2 separate regions of the Homo sapiens genome follow, and region 2 is linked to region 1. A link is a loop called in an ENCODE intact Hi-C map of the cell type or tissue named here. Cell type or tissue: CD4-positive, alpha-beta T cell. All regions are shown on one strand. Each heading gives the region's core, and the rest is flanking DNA. Links, peaks and the distances in the headings are about the cores only.

What was found. Peaks named below come from ENCODE experiments on the same cell type or tissue, not always from the same donor. Only the 100,000 strongest peaks of a DNase experiment are listed, where the experiment ranks them.
Region 2: a loop joins it to region 1, with 4 times the contacts of the local background. A loop is called at or near these places in 2 of 110 quality-filtered maps.

The regions. Positions count from the first base shown.
Region 1 is chr3:139,674,603-139,682,331 of GRCh38, forward strand. NMNAT3 (nicotinamide nucleotide adenylyltransferase 3) reads right to left here and starts at 3,370. Exons shown (of 7, transcript NM_001401600.1): 1 at 3,103-3,370. RefSeq lists a silencer at 3,424-3,473. In CD4-positive, alpha-beta T cell, for the core only: no CTCF peak of the experiment used is centred there; DNase peaks (open chromatin) are centred at 3,009 and 3,399; H3K4me3 peaks cover 1,463 bases.
Region 2 is chr3:140,937,002-140,945,529 of GRCh38, forward strand. SLC25A36 (solute carrier family 25 member 36) reads left to right here and starts at 4,835. Exons shown (of 7, transcript NM_001104647.3): 1 at 4,835-5,094. The coding sequence starts at 5,054. RefSeq lists enhancers at 4,809-5,178, 5,272-6,119, 5,759-5,988. In CD4-positive, alpha-beta T cell, for the core only: no CTCF peak of the experiment used is centred there; DNase peaks (open chromatin) are centred at 4,750 and 5,580; H3K4me3 peaks cover 2,257 bases; H3K27ac peaks cover 1,297 bases.

The sequences.
Region 1 (7,729 bases), core at 1,185-6,184:
GTTTTTTTCTTTTTAAAATTTCACTTAGTCAAGTGCTTTAAGTAACGAATGAAATGCACATAAAGTTGATTTCATTTCACACAAGCTGTCTGGTTAGTGTCTGCAGAGTGCCTTTGCTTCCAGATGGGACTCAGTTCAGAATCCATGCCACCCTTCTGTGCCTAGGGCCTTCAGTTTCCTTACCACTGTGGAGATCATTGGGAAGATTAATAAATATAATAATAAGGCAGCCATTATTGACCGGGCACTTACCATACTGCATGTTGTATACTGAGGTCAGTGCTTCATATGCTTATCTTGCTTAATGCTCCTAACAGCCCTATGAATTAGCTACAGTGATTCTCATTTTACAGATGCAAAAACAGGTTTAGAGCACTTTGGTGATACATGGGAAAGTCACACGAGCAATTTTATCTGACTACAAGACTATGGTGTTCACCACTAAGCTGCGACATACATGAAAATATTTGGCCCTCAGCAAATGCTTAAATACATTAGTCATCTTTCCTTACCTTCGTATTCCTTTTAAACATACACACACACACACACACACACACACACGTGCACATATACCATGAAAAATCTGCCTCTTGGGTTTATGTTCATTTATTTGTTCATTACTGATTCATGCCTTTTTGGCCTGGTACTCTGCTGGGTGAGAAGTTTGCAAAATTAGACTCCATAGCTCCCAGGTCAAAGAGCCAGAACGGTCTCAGGCAGTTACCATGCTCAAAGGGATGGCAAGGGTCTGCAAGGTGCAGTGGCAGCCCCCTGCAGGGAACCCCCACTCAGCCATCAGTTAGAGACACATCATCAAAAAGACCATTTTAGACCCTTTTCAACCCTAGTTTTCTCCAACTTTTGCTACGCTTTCTTTGGCCTGAGTCTACAAAGACACTGGGGCTTTCTGGGGCTTTCTGACAGTGCAGCTGCCCAGGAGGCCCTTTATCATGCAGAACACCCCTCTCTGCTGCCAGGCTCTTGCTTTATGGCAAAACCACTGCAACAGATAATCTAACCCCCTGACTAATCACCCTGCACAATTCCTCATACTGCCTCCACTCCTATCCCTCTCCCGCCTCTGCCCTGTCTTGTTTCATCAATTTTTGTCCAGACTAAGGAACGATATCAATAGTTATAGTAGTAGTATCCTCCCACATGTCAGGTACTGCTCTATGTATTTTAGGTCCTCATTAAATCCCCATAATAACCTTCTGAGGTAGACACTACAACTATGTATATTTTAGTTCATTCAGGAGAAGGAGAGGGTGGGAGTTAATATTTCTTCAGGGCCAACGATATGCTAAGCACCTGTTAAGCCTGAGCAATCCTCACGACTCACAAGGTGAGTGAGCTGCCCAGGGTCAGTCACAGAGCTGAGAAGTGCCAGGTCTGTGACCACCAAGCCTGGAGCTTCCCTTCTCATGGGCTGGCATCCTGCAGTGGTCTGAGAGGGGAAAAGAGAGGCTGCACAATGGCTGCTCTCTCTCCTCTTCCCTCCAACACCCTCTGTTAACATCATACCTGTTCTTTTTTACCACTCCCCACAAATGGTGCCAGACTCCTGCCTCATCTGGGTTCCCCTACTCTCTGGGCCTCTCAGTTGGTTTTCATGGAGCACTTTCTTTGTCTACAACAATGTTGTGAACAGAGCCAAATAAGAAATTGGGATCATTTGAGCCAATAAAATACAGTGAGCAGCTGACAGATGTTTCCTGAAACCTAAAATGCTCTCCCAAATCCATGGGGTCTCAAGGTCTGACACGTCCTTAGCAAGGTCCCAGCATAGTTGCTGCTTCTGGGAAGTCTTCTGTCCAGTTTTAAGAGGTGACACCAAAAGCTGAGAACCACCAATGAAATTCAAGAAGTAACTGATGCTCAGTGGAGCTGTGTGAACCATACCTTCAGGGGCTCCTGGGTGGCTTTCTGAGAAAAACAGAGAAGCTTTCCCCTGCAAGGCCAGTGGGTAAGAACCCTTTCTCTGGGTTGTGCCAGGGTGGAACTGTCACTTTATTTCACCTGGCCCACCGGACATGGGCTCCAGGAGGGCAGGGCCCCTGTCTGATTTCTCTCTGAATCCTCAGAGCCAGGGTAAAGTGGGCGCCAGTTAAATGTTTCAAGAATGAACAACTAAACCAGTCATCATTTTAGAGAACAGGCTGTTTGAGAGATTCTACTCAGAACCACTTATTTGATAGAGGAAGAAACAGGACTCAAGGAGAGGGGAAGTGACTTTGCTGAGAGGCAGGCACACTGTGTTTAGTCCAGAACAACATCAAGCCTTGGATGTTTAGTGCAGAGTAACATCCAGCACCCATCACGCAGTGCTAAGTCATTTACATTCACCATTTCCATTCTCAATGGGTAGAACAATCCCATTTTACAGAGGAGAACGTTAAGGTTAAGGAACTTGCTTTCCCCCCAGCTCTCTGCAGGCCAGCCCCACCAACCCTCCTTTCCTCAAGCCACATTCTCTCCCAACAAAATGAGTTTGCTCTGTTGTTCCCCGCCCGGGAATTCTCTAAAGTTTTAGTTCCAGCAGCCTTTGTAGCTGGGGGCCCTGATAAAATCTCTCCAGCACCCTAGAATTTCAATCTTCATAGCTCTGACCACAGTTTTAACGTTCACACTTGTTTGCATAGATATCCATTTGCTGTCGGTCTCCCCCCACTGGACTGTGAGCTGCACGGGGGAGGGCACCACATTTTTTGGCCTGCTACTGTAACCCCAGCACTTAGCCCAGCAGCGGACACTGAGTGGAACACGTTAAGTATTTGTTAGACACTGTGCTTATATTTTTAACCTTTGAGTGCACGAGTGCTAAAGGTGGGATCCGAACCCACGTCTCCGGGACTCTGGTCATAGCCAAAGGGGAGCTGGGGGTTAGGTTGACACGCTGCAGCGAGAACCGCCGGCGCGCAGAGGCAGCGCGGAGCTGTCCCCCCGGTTCGCGCCACCCCGGATGGCTCCGCACTCCGCCGCCACCTGTCGCCCCAGCGGGGACTCCCAGGACTCAGTTAGGGGCCAGGAGTCACGTGGGCCCGGGCATTCAGCCGCGATCCAGGTCCTAGTGGGCTGACGAGGGGCCCACGCTGCGCTTACCTGCTATTTGCAGGGCTCAGCAACGGCGCTCGGCGAGTCTCGGGGGACTGCGGGGGACTAGGGGACCTGCTGGGCCTAGCAGGGGCTGTCGGTCAGCGCGCGGCCCGGCGCCCGAGGTCCGAGAGGGAAACGACGTTTGGTCTCGGGACTCAAGGCTGCCTCCGGCCCGGGCAGCCTCAGGTCTAGATCCCCTAGTACCTGAGCTGGAGGCGGGGCCAAGGCGAACTTGACCTTGCGCTCCCTTAGCGGCCCCGGGCAGATGGAGTCTGAGGGAAACAGATCTGCGCCCCGCCCCTTCGCTGGGGCGGGCCCTAAGGAGACCCGGCCCTGGCCCCGCCCAGGGTCCTAAGCCCCGCCCTCTCCCCTGCCCCCGCCCCCGCCCGCTGGCTCCCAACCGCCAAGGCTCTTTTGTGTTGCGTGCGTGTTTGCTTTTTTATTCTCCTGTTTTGTATTCTGTTTGTTTTGTATTTTTATTTAATTTTCTTTTAAAAAAATACATGAAAGTAACGCCCACTTACTTATTAGAAAATAAAATTATCTAGATTTGCTTATAATGAAAGCAACAGGCCACTTCTCCCTCCCATCACAGCTCTTTTTAACAATTCCTCCGTTAATTTCTTCTAGTGGTCACCCGCTTGTCGCAAAAAAAAAATAAATAAATAAAATAAAAAAATAAAAAAAGAAACTTACATAGCGATTTCTTGATTTATCCATTGACTTTCTGCCATGTTATATGAGGATCTACTCTCTTACTGCGCGGCCCCTGTTTCCTTCTGACAAATTTACACCTCTATTCTCAAGCCCTGCCCTGGTAAACGCCAGACCTCAAAGCAGGGAAGGATTTCTGGGGCCTGAAGCATACACAGTTGTGTGGGGAGAAGGAAGGGAGGGCTGCTTAAGAAAGAGAAGACAGAATTAGGGCTTGCCAGTGAACATTTATTTGGAATGAGAAAATAAATCTTAACAGAATCCTGGGGTCTTAGAGATTGGGGTCCCTATCCCCTAAAACCTTCTTAGGAAATTTAGGTCCCAAATTTGCTTCCCTAACGCAGTCTGGCTTCCTCTGCCCACCCAGAACTCTCCATAAGCCCCCAGGGCTCATGGGAGCCTTGCAGAGAGAGGCCTTGAAGGACAAGATTCACTAGATTCTGCCAATACAGTTTCCTAATGGAGTGAATTGGAGTGTGCGAAAAAGAGAGACATCAAGGATGATGTCAAGGTTTTTTGATTGCTGTACACTTAATTTCCAGCGTTTCCTAGACACAGGAACACAACCTCATCTTAGTATGGAGAGTGTTTTATAAGCCTGTCCACATCACCAGAGCCTCACGGTGCACCCATGAAGTTGGCTGGACGGGTGCACTGTCCACAGTTTTAGGAGGCCCATAAATTTGTCCCTTGTGTATTAGCACCGGGGGCATGCAACTTGCACCCAATAAGTACCCAGGTAAATGGTACTTCCCCACTCAGTCTGAAGACACAGTGTCCGTGCCCTCTCGGATCCCTTTTCTCTTACCTGTGGTGTAAAATGTGGCTCCAGAAGGTGATCTTGGACAAGTCTCTTTACTTCCCAAGCCTCACTTTCCTTTCGTATAATGGGAGGTAACAACCCCTACCGCACTGAGTTTTGGGGAGGATTAAGTGGCTTAACATCTTTGGATATTCTTTAATTGATAAGTCAGCTTATTTCCCAGCAGGGTGGGAGGCTCATGAGAAAGCTTAGGGATTTCTGAGAATCTTGTGTAGCATGTAGTACCACAGGTTGATTAGAGGCCTTCGATTAAAATCGTGGGCTGAAGAGTCATTCTGGGTCAGGGCCCTAGGCCAGGGAGGGAGAAGCTGCACACAGAGAGCAGAGAAGAGGCTGGGCAATGACTTCCTCATGCAAGGGAAGCTTTCTCTGCCTGAGGTAGTGAAGACTAAAGCTTGGTCTAGGAGGAAGCCTGGTTTCCTAGGCAAGAAAAAAGGAATGAATTAATGGCATTCACAGCAACTGGATGAGATTGGAGAGTGTTATTCTAAGTGAAGTAACTCGGGAATGGAAAACCAAACATGGTATATTCTCATAAGTGGGAGCTATGCTATGAGGATGCAAAGACATAAGAATGACACAGTGGACTTTGGGGACTCAGAGGGGAAGAATGGGAAGGGAGTGAGAGATAAAAGACTACAAATTGGGTTCAGTGTATACTGCTCGGGTGATGGGTATACCAAAATCTTACAAATCTCCTCTAAGGAACTTACTCATGTAACCAAATACCACCAGTTCCCTAATAACCTATGGAAATAAAAATATTTTTTTAAAAAAGTAGCGTCCCCTTGTGCTGGAAGGTAAGAACCTCATATAATAGCCAAGCTTTACCTAACCTAAGCGGTGAAGACGCAATGGCTGAGAAATCCATTTTGGAGAGGCAACTACCTCCTAATTTTTTAGAAGGAGGAATACCTAAATGCAAGTCTTGTATTTGCTTAAGCTCACAAAAAGACTACTGGATTATGGGTATAATGGGAATAATATTTTCAGATCTCTCCTTTATTGGTAAGTTTCATTTCTCCTGGATCCTATCTGCCATTATGGCTCAAGGAAGGTGGCCACCTAATGCCACCTCAGGAAGGAGGAAGATTTTACATAGAGGATGTCTCAGCTTGAGTGCCTCAGAACCAGATCCTGAGGTAAGAATTAATGCAAGTAGTTATTTGAGAGGTACATGGAACACCAGCAGAGTAATGAAGAAGCAATACAGGGAAGAAAAGGGGAGCTCAATAAAAGATTAAGCCAGCTACTATAATAGATGTTTAGGGCTTAATCCTAGGGGAAAACCCTAGAAAACTGTGTGAAGAGCATGCCTTGGAATCATCCCACCCAAGGCTGCAGGAGACAGGTCTCTACAGGGAAAAAAGCTGGAACTGACCACTTAGCTCATATTTTTGAACATTTAAAACATTATTTCTAGGCATAAAAATGTCATTACTAAAATGAGATCTGGCTACAGTATAACACTATTCTGCAGTTTCCTTCTATCACTTAACAGTGTGCTGATGAAGTTTCAGGAGGAACTCTTTGGGCAGTAAGCAATGTGCAGATGGCTGAGAGTCACAGTCCTGGGATGGACCTGAGGCCATTCTGGAAAGCTTGCTTGTGGATGGATTGTGATGAGGCCGTAGACTGGGGCAGCCTCTGTATTTGGATGAACCTATTCTAACCTTGACTTCTGACCTGTCGCTGAGGAAAAGCAAGCTTTGAGTGGGTAAAAGTAAAATGTAAAAGGGAGACTGGTGGACTTTTCAAATGACCAAAGAGGGCAAACTTTTCAGTCACTGCAACTACTTCAGCAGATGGGCATTTTCTTTTCTTTTCTTTGAGATGAAATTTCACTTTTGTAGCCCAGGCTGGAGGGCAGTGGCGTGCAACCTCCGCCTCCCAGGTTCAAGTGATTTTCCTGCCTCAGCTTCCCAAGTAGCTGGGATTACAAGCGCTCGCCACCACGCCCAGCTAATGTTTGTATTTTTAGAAGAGACAAGGTTTCACCATGTTGGCCAGGCTGGTCCTGACCTCAGGTGATCCACCCGCCTTGGCCTCCTAAAGTGCTGGGATTACAGGCATGAGCCACCGTGCCCGGCCAGGTGTTTTCTTACAAACAGTGAACAGATAGTGCTCATGCCAGATCTTTCTTATACAAGCATCAAAGCAGGTCCTCACTAGAAAACCTTCACTTTGTCAATTTGGCTTCATGGCTATACTTACTATTGAGCTAAAATTATCCTTTTAAAACGTGAATCAGTTTATAACACTCCTCTGCTCAAAAGTTTCCAGTGGCTTCCACCACAATTAGGGTAAAATCTCAAGTCCTCCCCCTGGTGTGCAAGGCCCTCAAGGATCTGCCCTGACAAGTGCTCCAGCTGTCAGCCATTCTCATCTCTGGTTTCCTTGACTCTGTTGCTGTTCCTTGGACACACTGGGCCTATTTGCACCTAGAACCATGGTGCTGCTGTCCTCATTGACCTAAATAACACACCGCCCACTCTTAGGATAACTTTCCCAATTCATTAGCTTTCTAGTAGACAGCTCCACTTAACAAACAAAAATACTCCCATACAACCCCTTTTGTAGTACTTACTACCTATCATTGGAGGATATTTTGCTCATTATCTGTCTCCCTCGCAGAAGTGTAGGGCCCAAGAGTGGCTGAATCTTTATACATTTTGTTCCCTGATATGTCCTCACACCCACAACAGTGCCTAGCACCTGATATTCAATAAATATCTGTTGAATGAATGAATGCATTGAATTGAGCAAATGAAAAATATATTCAGTACACATACAGATAAAAATATTCTAGAATGCAGACTTTCAACTAATCTTGGTTAGGTTCCTCTCAAACTGAAAAAAATTGTTAGAACACAGAAAAATAAAATGAAATGGCTGAGCTGTATTATGTAATCTGATTTATAATTACAGGTTGAGTATTAGACTGAGAACTTTTGCTTTTTTATATTTCACCCAATGTCTATGTTAAATGTTTAAGCAAAGGTTAGCTTGAGAGGCTACATACTCATTTAAAAGTAGTAAAAAGAAACAAGGTTCTCCTAGTCACTTTAATAATTCAGAATAGTATTCTGTGGCTTC
Region 2 (8,528 bases), core at 2,195-7,194, 1.3 Mb after region 1:
AGGCCGCCATCATCCTGATACCAAAACCTGGCAGAGACACAACAAAAAAAGAAAATTTCAGGCCAATATCCCTGATGAACATCGATGCAAAAATCCTCAATAAAACAGAGGCAAACTGAATCCAGCAGCACATTAAAAAGCTTATCCACCACAATCAAGTTGGCTTCATCCCTTGGATGCAAGGCTGGTTCAATATATGCAAATCAATAAACATAATCCATCACATAAACAGAACCAATGACAAAAACCACATGATTATCTCAATAGATGCAGAAAAGGCCTTTGATAACATTCAACACCCCTTCATGCTAAAAACACTCAATAAACTAGGTATTGATGGAACATACCTCAAAATAATAAGAGCTATTTATGACAAACTCATAGCCAGTATCATACTGAATGGGCAAAAGCTGGGAGCATCACCTTTGAAAACCAGTACAAGACAAGGATGCTCTCTCTCAACACTCCTATTCAACATAGTATTAGACGCTCTGGCCAGGGCAATCAGGCAAGAGAAAGAAATAAAGGGTATTCAAATAGGAAGATAGGGAGTCAAATTACCTCTGTTTGCAGATGACATGATTGAATATTTAGAAAACCCCATCATCTCAGCCCAAAAACTCCTTAAGCTGATAAGCAACTTCAGCAAAGTCTCAGGATACAAAATCAATGTGCAAAAATCACAAGCATTCCTGTACACCAATAATAGACAAACAGAGAGCCAAATCATGGGCAAATTCCAATTCACAATTGCTACAAAGAGAATCAAATACCTAGGAATATAACTTACAAGGGATGTGAAGGACCTCTTCAAGGAGAACTACAAACCACTGCTCAAGGAAATAAGAGAGAACACAAACAAAGGGAAAAACATTCCATGCTCATGGATAGAAAGAATCAATATCGTGAAAATGGCCATACTGCCCAAGGTAATTAATAGATTCAATGCTATTCCCATCAAGCTACCATGGACTTTCTTCACAGAATTAGAAAAAACTTCTTTAAATTTCATATGCAACCAAAAAAGAGCCCATATAGCCAAGACAATCCTAAGAAAAAAGAACAAAGCTGGAGGCATCATGCTACCTGACTTCAAACTATACTACAAGGCTACAGTAACCAAAACAGCATGGTACTGGTACCAAAACAGATATATAGACCACTGGAACAGAACAGAGGCCTCAGAAATAACACCACACATCTACAACCATCTGATCTTTGACAAACCTGAGAAAAACAAGCAATGGGCAAAGGAGTCCCTATTTAATAAACTGCTAGCCATATGCAGAAAACTGGAACTGGACTCCTTCCTTACACCTTATACAAAAATTAACTCAAGATGGATTAAAGATTTAAATACAAGACCTAAAATCATAAAAACCCTAGAAGAAAACCTAGGCAATATCATTCAGGCATAGGCATGGGCAAAGACTTCATGAATAAAACACCAAAAGCAATGGCAACAAAAGCCAAAATTGACAAATGGGATCTCATTAAACTAAACAGCTTCTGCACAGCAGAAGAAACTATCCAGAGTGAACAGGCAACCTACAGAATGGGAGAAAATTTTTGCAATCTATCCATCTGACAAAGGGCTAATATCCAGAATCTCCAAGGAACTTAAACAAATTTATAAAAAAAAAAAAAAAAAAACCAGCTGGGCACAGTGGCTCATGCCTGTAATCCCAGTACTTTGGGAGGCTGAGGCGGGTGGATTGCCTGAGGTCAGGAGTTCAAGACCAGCCTGGCCAACACAGTGAAACCCCGTCTCTATTAAAAATACCAAAAAAAAAAAAAAATTAGCTGCGCATGGTGGCAGGCACCTCTAATCCCAGTTACTACGGAGGCTGAGGCAGGAGAACCACTTGAACCCAGGAGGTGGAGGTTGCAGTGAGCTGAGATTGCACCATTGCACTCCAGCCTGGGTAACAAGAGCAAGACTCTGTTTCAAAAAAAACAAGCAAAAACAAAAACAAAACAACAACAAAAACAATCCCATCAAAAAATGAATGAAGGATATGAACAGACACTTCTCAAAACAAGACGTTTATGTGGCCAACAAACATATGAAAAAAAGCTCATCACCACTAGTCATTAGAGAAATGCAAATGCAAACCACAATGAGATACCATCTCACGCCAGTTAGAATGGCGATCATTGAAAAGTCAGGAAACAACAGACGCTGGAGAGAAGGTGGGGAAATAGGAATGCTTTCACACTGGGTAACAGTGTGGGAGTGTAAATAAGTTCAACGATTGTGGAAGATGGTGTGGCGATTCCTCAAGGATCTAGAAATACCATTTGACCCAGCAATCCTATTACTGGGTATATACCCAGAGGTCTATAAATCATTCTACTATAAAGACACATGCACACGTATGTTTCTGGCAGCACTATTCACAATAGCAAAGACTTGGAACCAACCCAAATGCCCATCAATGTTAGACTGGATAAAGAAAATGTGGCACATACACACCATGGAATACTATGCGGCCATAAAAAAGATGAGATCATGTCCTTTGGAGGGACATGGATGACGCTGCAAACCATCATTCTCAGCAAACTAACACAAGAACAGAAAACCAAACACCCCATGTTCTCACTCATAAGTGGGAGTTGAAAAATGAGAACATATGGGTACAGGGAGGGGAACATCCACTCTGGGGCCTGTCGGGGGTTGGGGGGCAAGGGGATGGATAGCATTAGGAGAAATACCTAATGTAGACAACGAGTTAATGGGTGCAGCAAACTACCATGGCACATGTATACCTACATAACAAACCTCCACATTCTCCACATGTATCCCAGAACTTAAAGTATATTAAAAAAAAAAAAAAAAAAGGAACTGGTAACAAAGAAAATCTCAGAAAGTTTCTTACTCTTTTCAGTTAAGAGAAGGATGGAATATATGTAAATTTAAATTTATATAAACATTTTTCCTAACTAAAAAAAAAACTATGTATGAATTTCAAACTTTTTTGCACCAAAAATTCGTACTCACTTGTTATAATGTATCTGAACAAGATCTAGTTTGAGGCACTAAAAAGGATAAGACATCAGCTTGAAAACAGCCCCTATCAGAGCAGCATGAATTGAAGCAAGAAAAAACATCAAATTTATGGTCAAGATTGGGTGGAAGAATGGTGAAATCAAGGATGCTTTACAAAAGTTTGATGGGGAAAATTCCCCCAAAGAAATCTGAAGTTTACAAATGGATAACTTGTTTGCAGAAGGGATGAGACAATGTTGAAGAGGAAGCCTGCAGTGGCAGACAATCCACATCGATTTTTGAGGAAAAGATTATTCTTCGGTGTGCCCTAATTGAAGAGGACCCACAATTAACAGCACAAATAATATACAACACCATAGACATTTCAACTGGTTCTACTTACACATTTCTCACTGAAAAACTGAAGTTGAGCAAACTTTTCACCCGATGGGTGCAAAACTGTTGCACCCAGATGAGCTGCAGACAAGAGCAGGGCTTTCAATGGAAATTGTAAACAAGTGGGATCATATATTGAAACATTTCTTTGAAGAATTGTAACAGGAGATCAAACATAGCTTTCTCAGTATGATTCTGGATCAAAGCAATAGTTACCAAGAGGTGCAAGTGGTCCAGTCAAATCAAAAGTAGACTGGTCAAGAGCCGAAGTCATAGCAGCAGCTTTTTGGGATGCTCAAGGTATTTTGCCTGTTGACTTTCTGGAGGGTGGAAGAGCAATAACATCCGCTTACTATAGGAGAAAGTGAAGCAAAGCTTTAGCATAAAAACACCTACGAAATCTTCACCAGAGAGTCCTTCTCCATCAGGACAATGTTCCTGCTCATTCCTCTCTTTAAATAAGGGCATTTTTCCAGGGATTTCGATGGGAAACTATCAGGTATCCATCTTACATTCCTGACCTGGCTCCTTCTGACATATTTTTGTTTTCTAATCGTGAAAAATCTGTAAATGGCACCCATTTTTCTTCAGTTAATAACGTAAAAAAGCCTGCATTTTCATGATTAAATTCCCAGAACCCTCAATTCTTTACAGATGGACTAAAGAGCCGGTATCATCACTTACCAAACTGTCTTTAACTTGATGGAGCTTACGTTGAAAAACAAAGTTTATATTTTTAAATTTTATCTTTTAATTCCATTTCCCATGAACTTTTATTCTTTTAAAAACAAACCCAAGTATTTTAATTCTACTTGCCTTTTTTACTTATTACACACTTCGGGAGATTTTTTGCCATATGGAATCACCTCATCCCTTGTCACGATTGCATAATATTCCATAGTAGGAATGTTTCATGATTTATTTCTTCATTCCCCCACTGATTTCAATTTTCTGCAACTGCAAGCATTGTTCATAATTCTGTACTGTTTGTGAGCCTATATAGGAGTATCCGTGCACAAACCTTTTTATGCATTGTGCGAGGGTTACTCTGAGATAGACACCAAGGGAACTGCTGGGTCATAAATCCAATTTTTTCAAAGTAAATCCGCTTGCGAACCCGGAACCAAGTCGATTTTTCCCGCCCCGCCAGTTCCCTGTTCAGGAGAGTGCAGCCGTGATTGGCGCGTTCACTCAGGCCAGGGGCGCCCCAGGTCTCAGGTGCTAGGAGCGCGGTGACCTACCACCCTCCGGGCACGCGTTCTGGCCACGCCTCGCGGCCCCTTTCATTGAAAGAGCCCGTAGGGATCACGTGAAAGAACACTGCAGAGTGCGTGACGTCACGACGCTCACACCAATGGGAGCCTCTGTTTATGTCGGGAGCCATCAAATAGTCATCTTCCCCCTACCATCCCCCGCCCACTCTCCGTCGCGCTGCGCTGCGTCGCTTTCAGCCTCTGGTGAAGGGCGGCGCGCTTAGGCAGGCGGTGGCGCGGCTGGAGTGCCGCGGGGAGGGCTGTGCCGGTTGCTTTCTGCAGCCGCATCTCGGCCAGCTCTCCTCGCCGTCCCCGGGGCGCTGTGCGTCTCCAGTCCGGGACCGAAGCCGCCTGCCGTAGCGGGCGGCCAGATCCGCGTCCCGCCTCAGCGGCCGGAGGACATGCGGGAGAGAGAATGAGCCAGAGGGACACGCTGGTGCATCTGTTTGCCGGAGGGTAAGGTCCTGGCGGGGCGTGCGCACTGGGGCTGAGGGTGCTGGGGCCGAAGACGCAGGCGAGGGGGGCGAGGGGGGCCGAGGGGGGTGGGGGGGTGGGGGGGCGGGAGTGAGGCCTGGGCGGGGAGCTGCCACGGGCCTGCGGGTGAGGGGAGCGACCCAGCCCGTGGGTGGTGAGGGGGGCTCCGGTTCGGGGAAGCAAGGGGGTGAGGCCCGGGCCCGAGGGCGAGAGAGTGAGGCCCGGGCAAAGAGGGTTGAGGCATGAAACCCGGGCCGGGAGTGAGGTTTTGGGCCCGCGGGGCCGGGGTGAGGCGGAGGCCGAATCCATGCGTCTGAGGAGACGCGGGCAAGAGCTGGGGTCGGCGCTTGATTACCCGGACGCCGCTGGACCTGGCCGCACGCCGCAATCTAGCAGGCGTCGGGGATCCAGGGCCGCTTTGAGGAGCCTGGCTTCGGATTTCGCGTAGGTTGCATGGCCCAAGGGGACGGGGCGGAAAGTGCGGAGGCTGAGGACAAAATGGGCGCCGGAGACTCCTTTAGCCCTCGCTCCTTGCAGCGCTCGCTTGGGCCTCTGCACGTCACTCACGCCCCACCTCGGACCTCGGGCCGCTCATTTCCGGGCTCGGCTTTGCAAGGTGGGTGGTAAGGGGGCTACGGGATCGAGCGGGGAAGGCTTTGGTATTCTCCCGTGGTTGCTGTAGGGTGTTTCTAGCCCTTGGAAAATTTCTTGCCCGAGGTTTTCCAGGTGGTGAATGGGGTGCAAAGCTTTCCAGTACCTTTGGGGTCAGATTCCTTTCGAGAAAACCACCCCTCTTGAACACCGCTTGCTTTTCTGCTGCTTAGGAGAAAGTAGGAGTGGAGAGAGGTCAGATTTTTTGAAGATAGTGTTAATAGTTACTATGTGTGTGCAAGATTAGGACTAAGCCTAAAGTCTTAGTTCCCTGATTGCCAAAATGAGTGTTAGAGCTTCCAGTTTAGCCTCCTGTTTAGATTTGCTCCTTCTAAATCATTTGGAGAATCATAGCAATTTTAAGAGTTACTTATTTGGAGGATTATAAAGAGTTTTCTTATCAAAAATGCCTTCGGTGAATTATGCTGAGACTCTTACCGGCATCTTCTTAAATCCTGCAGTTTTTAGATCGACTTTTAAGAATATGAAAGAAATACACACGCAGTTCTATTCACGGTGCCTTGCTTTGAGTTGGACATATGGACTCTATTGAGCCAGTGATGGCAATACTTTCTTTAGGTTGGCACACTTTCATCAACAAATATTTGTTGTACACCAATTATGGGCCGGCCACTGTTCTGGCATAAAAACAATATTTTTCTATTGATCTGTGAGACCCAGTTTAGGCAGTTTGCTTTCCATATTTCTGAAATGTTTACTGCCAATAATCAGGCAAATTAAATCTTTTTAAAAAAATTCTGTAGCTATGTAGATGCTCTTGAAAAGATCTCATGCAAATAATTGAGCTCCCTCTTGTAATTAGATCTATAACCCTGAAGTGAGGAGACCGCAGATGTAGTCTAGCACTATTTTAATTTGGGTGAAAAATGGACACTTTTATTTCAATTGCTTCATCTATAAAATTAGGAGGTTGTATTATATGATCTCTAAAGCCCTTCTCTAGCTCCTAACATTTCTATTATTCTGCGTTCAGGATTCATGTATCAAGTTTAGTTAAAAATGGGGCATACTTATATTTGAAATAAATGTTAGCTTGATTGCACTAATTTCCCACTTTGGATTAGGATCATCATTTTGTTATAAAAACATGTAAATATAGGTTTTCTGGTTTAAGAACAGGAATGGGAGGTGTTTGTAGCATCTAAACACACAGATTAGGAGCTCCATCCCCTCCCCCCCAGTCTAGCATATGTAGTTAGAGTATTAAATGAGATATGGTATGTAGGATTTGATACAAGATAGGTGCTCAGCCGTATAATTTCTCTTCCTTTGCATCTCATCTTGATTTTATTTTTATATGTGGTTACATAAGTGAGTTCAGTAAAACACACCTTATCTTTTTAAAGGAAGCCCAGTATATTTTAAAAGAACCAAGAGTAACCTTTCACAGAGTATTTAATCTTAGGCAAGGGTTTTCCGAATATGGAGCCTTTAAGTTGTTTTTCTGATAAGTAGAATTGTAATATTCAAATATGTTTATCGGAATCCCACATTTCTAATAGCCTAGTAGCTGTATTGTTAAACACCAGCACTGGACCTTGGTTCTGGGTGAAATACTCACATGCATAACTCGTGCTTTCTTTAAGACACCCTTTGATCCCATTATGCTTTTGCCAGAGTTAATATTCAGAGTTTGTAAGGTCAGTAGTTAGGTTAATTGAGTTAAGGAACGATATCATGACAGCCTGTAAAAAAGGTGTAAATGTGATTTAATTTTAGCTGTACCTCTAATGTATGTATATAGAGATGAAAGCACTATTAAATGTATTTTTAAAGACTGATAGAATTGTACATTGTCTAGTTATTGTATCAGCTGCATATATCTACAGAGGCAGCTCATTTTTTTTCTATTTGAGGGAGATATTGTCTCAAATAGGAGCTATATACCTTAAGATTTTAAGTGGATGAAGTATTTTCTTTGCAGCTCTTATGACAGATAATTTAATATATGTAGTGAGTAAAATCAAAGATGATCTAAGAACTGTCTATTTTTATATCCTGGAGCTCATTCATTTGCTCAATCATTATTATTTATTCAGTAGGAAATTCCCATTTGGGTATAATGAACGATATTTGTTAAATTATTTCACCTGTTTGCTTGAAGATCAGGGCAGAAGTAGAATACTTAAAAGTATAATTAATGTGATTTATTTCCGCTTCACTCTGACCATATTTTTATTAGTCTCATTTCCTTAATTTTTACTACCTCTCCTTTTCCTCTGTCTTGCTCTGTTTAAGCTGCTATTACAAAATACCAAAAACTGGTGGCTTATAAATAACAAATATTTCTAACAGTCCTGAAGGCTGGGAAGTTCAAAATTAAAGCAGTAACAGGTTTTTTGATGATGGTCTACTTCCTCATAGAAGATACTCTCTTGCTGTATCCTCACGTAGTAGGAGAGGCTAGCCAAGATCTCTGGTGTCTTATAAAGGTACTAATCCCAAATGTCAGGGCTACAATCTCATGACCTAATCACCTTGAAAGCGTCTACCTCCTAATACTATCACCTTGGGATGTGAGTAGGATTTCATCTTACTAGTTTTGGGGGAGACAAACATTCAGACATCCTCCTTCCCTTTTTTTCCTTCTAAAAATGCATTCCGTTCTTCTTACTAATAGACTGCAAAACTAAGGGAAGTTTCTTATCCTGTTGGAGAATATTCTCAAATCATTTTTCTATAAATGAATTACTGTAGCACAGCAGCTACCATTTTTCTGCAAATGGATTAGTGTAGCACAACAT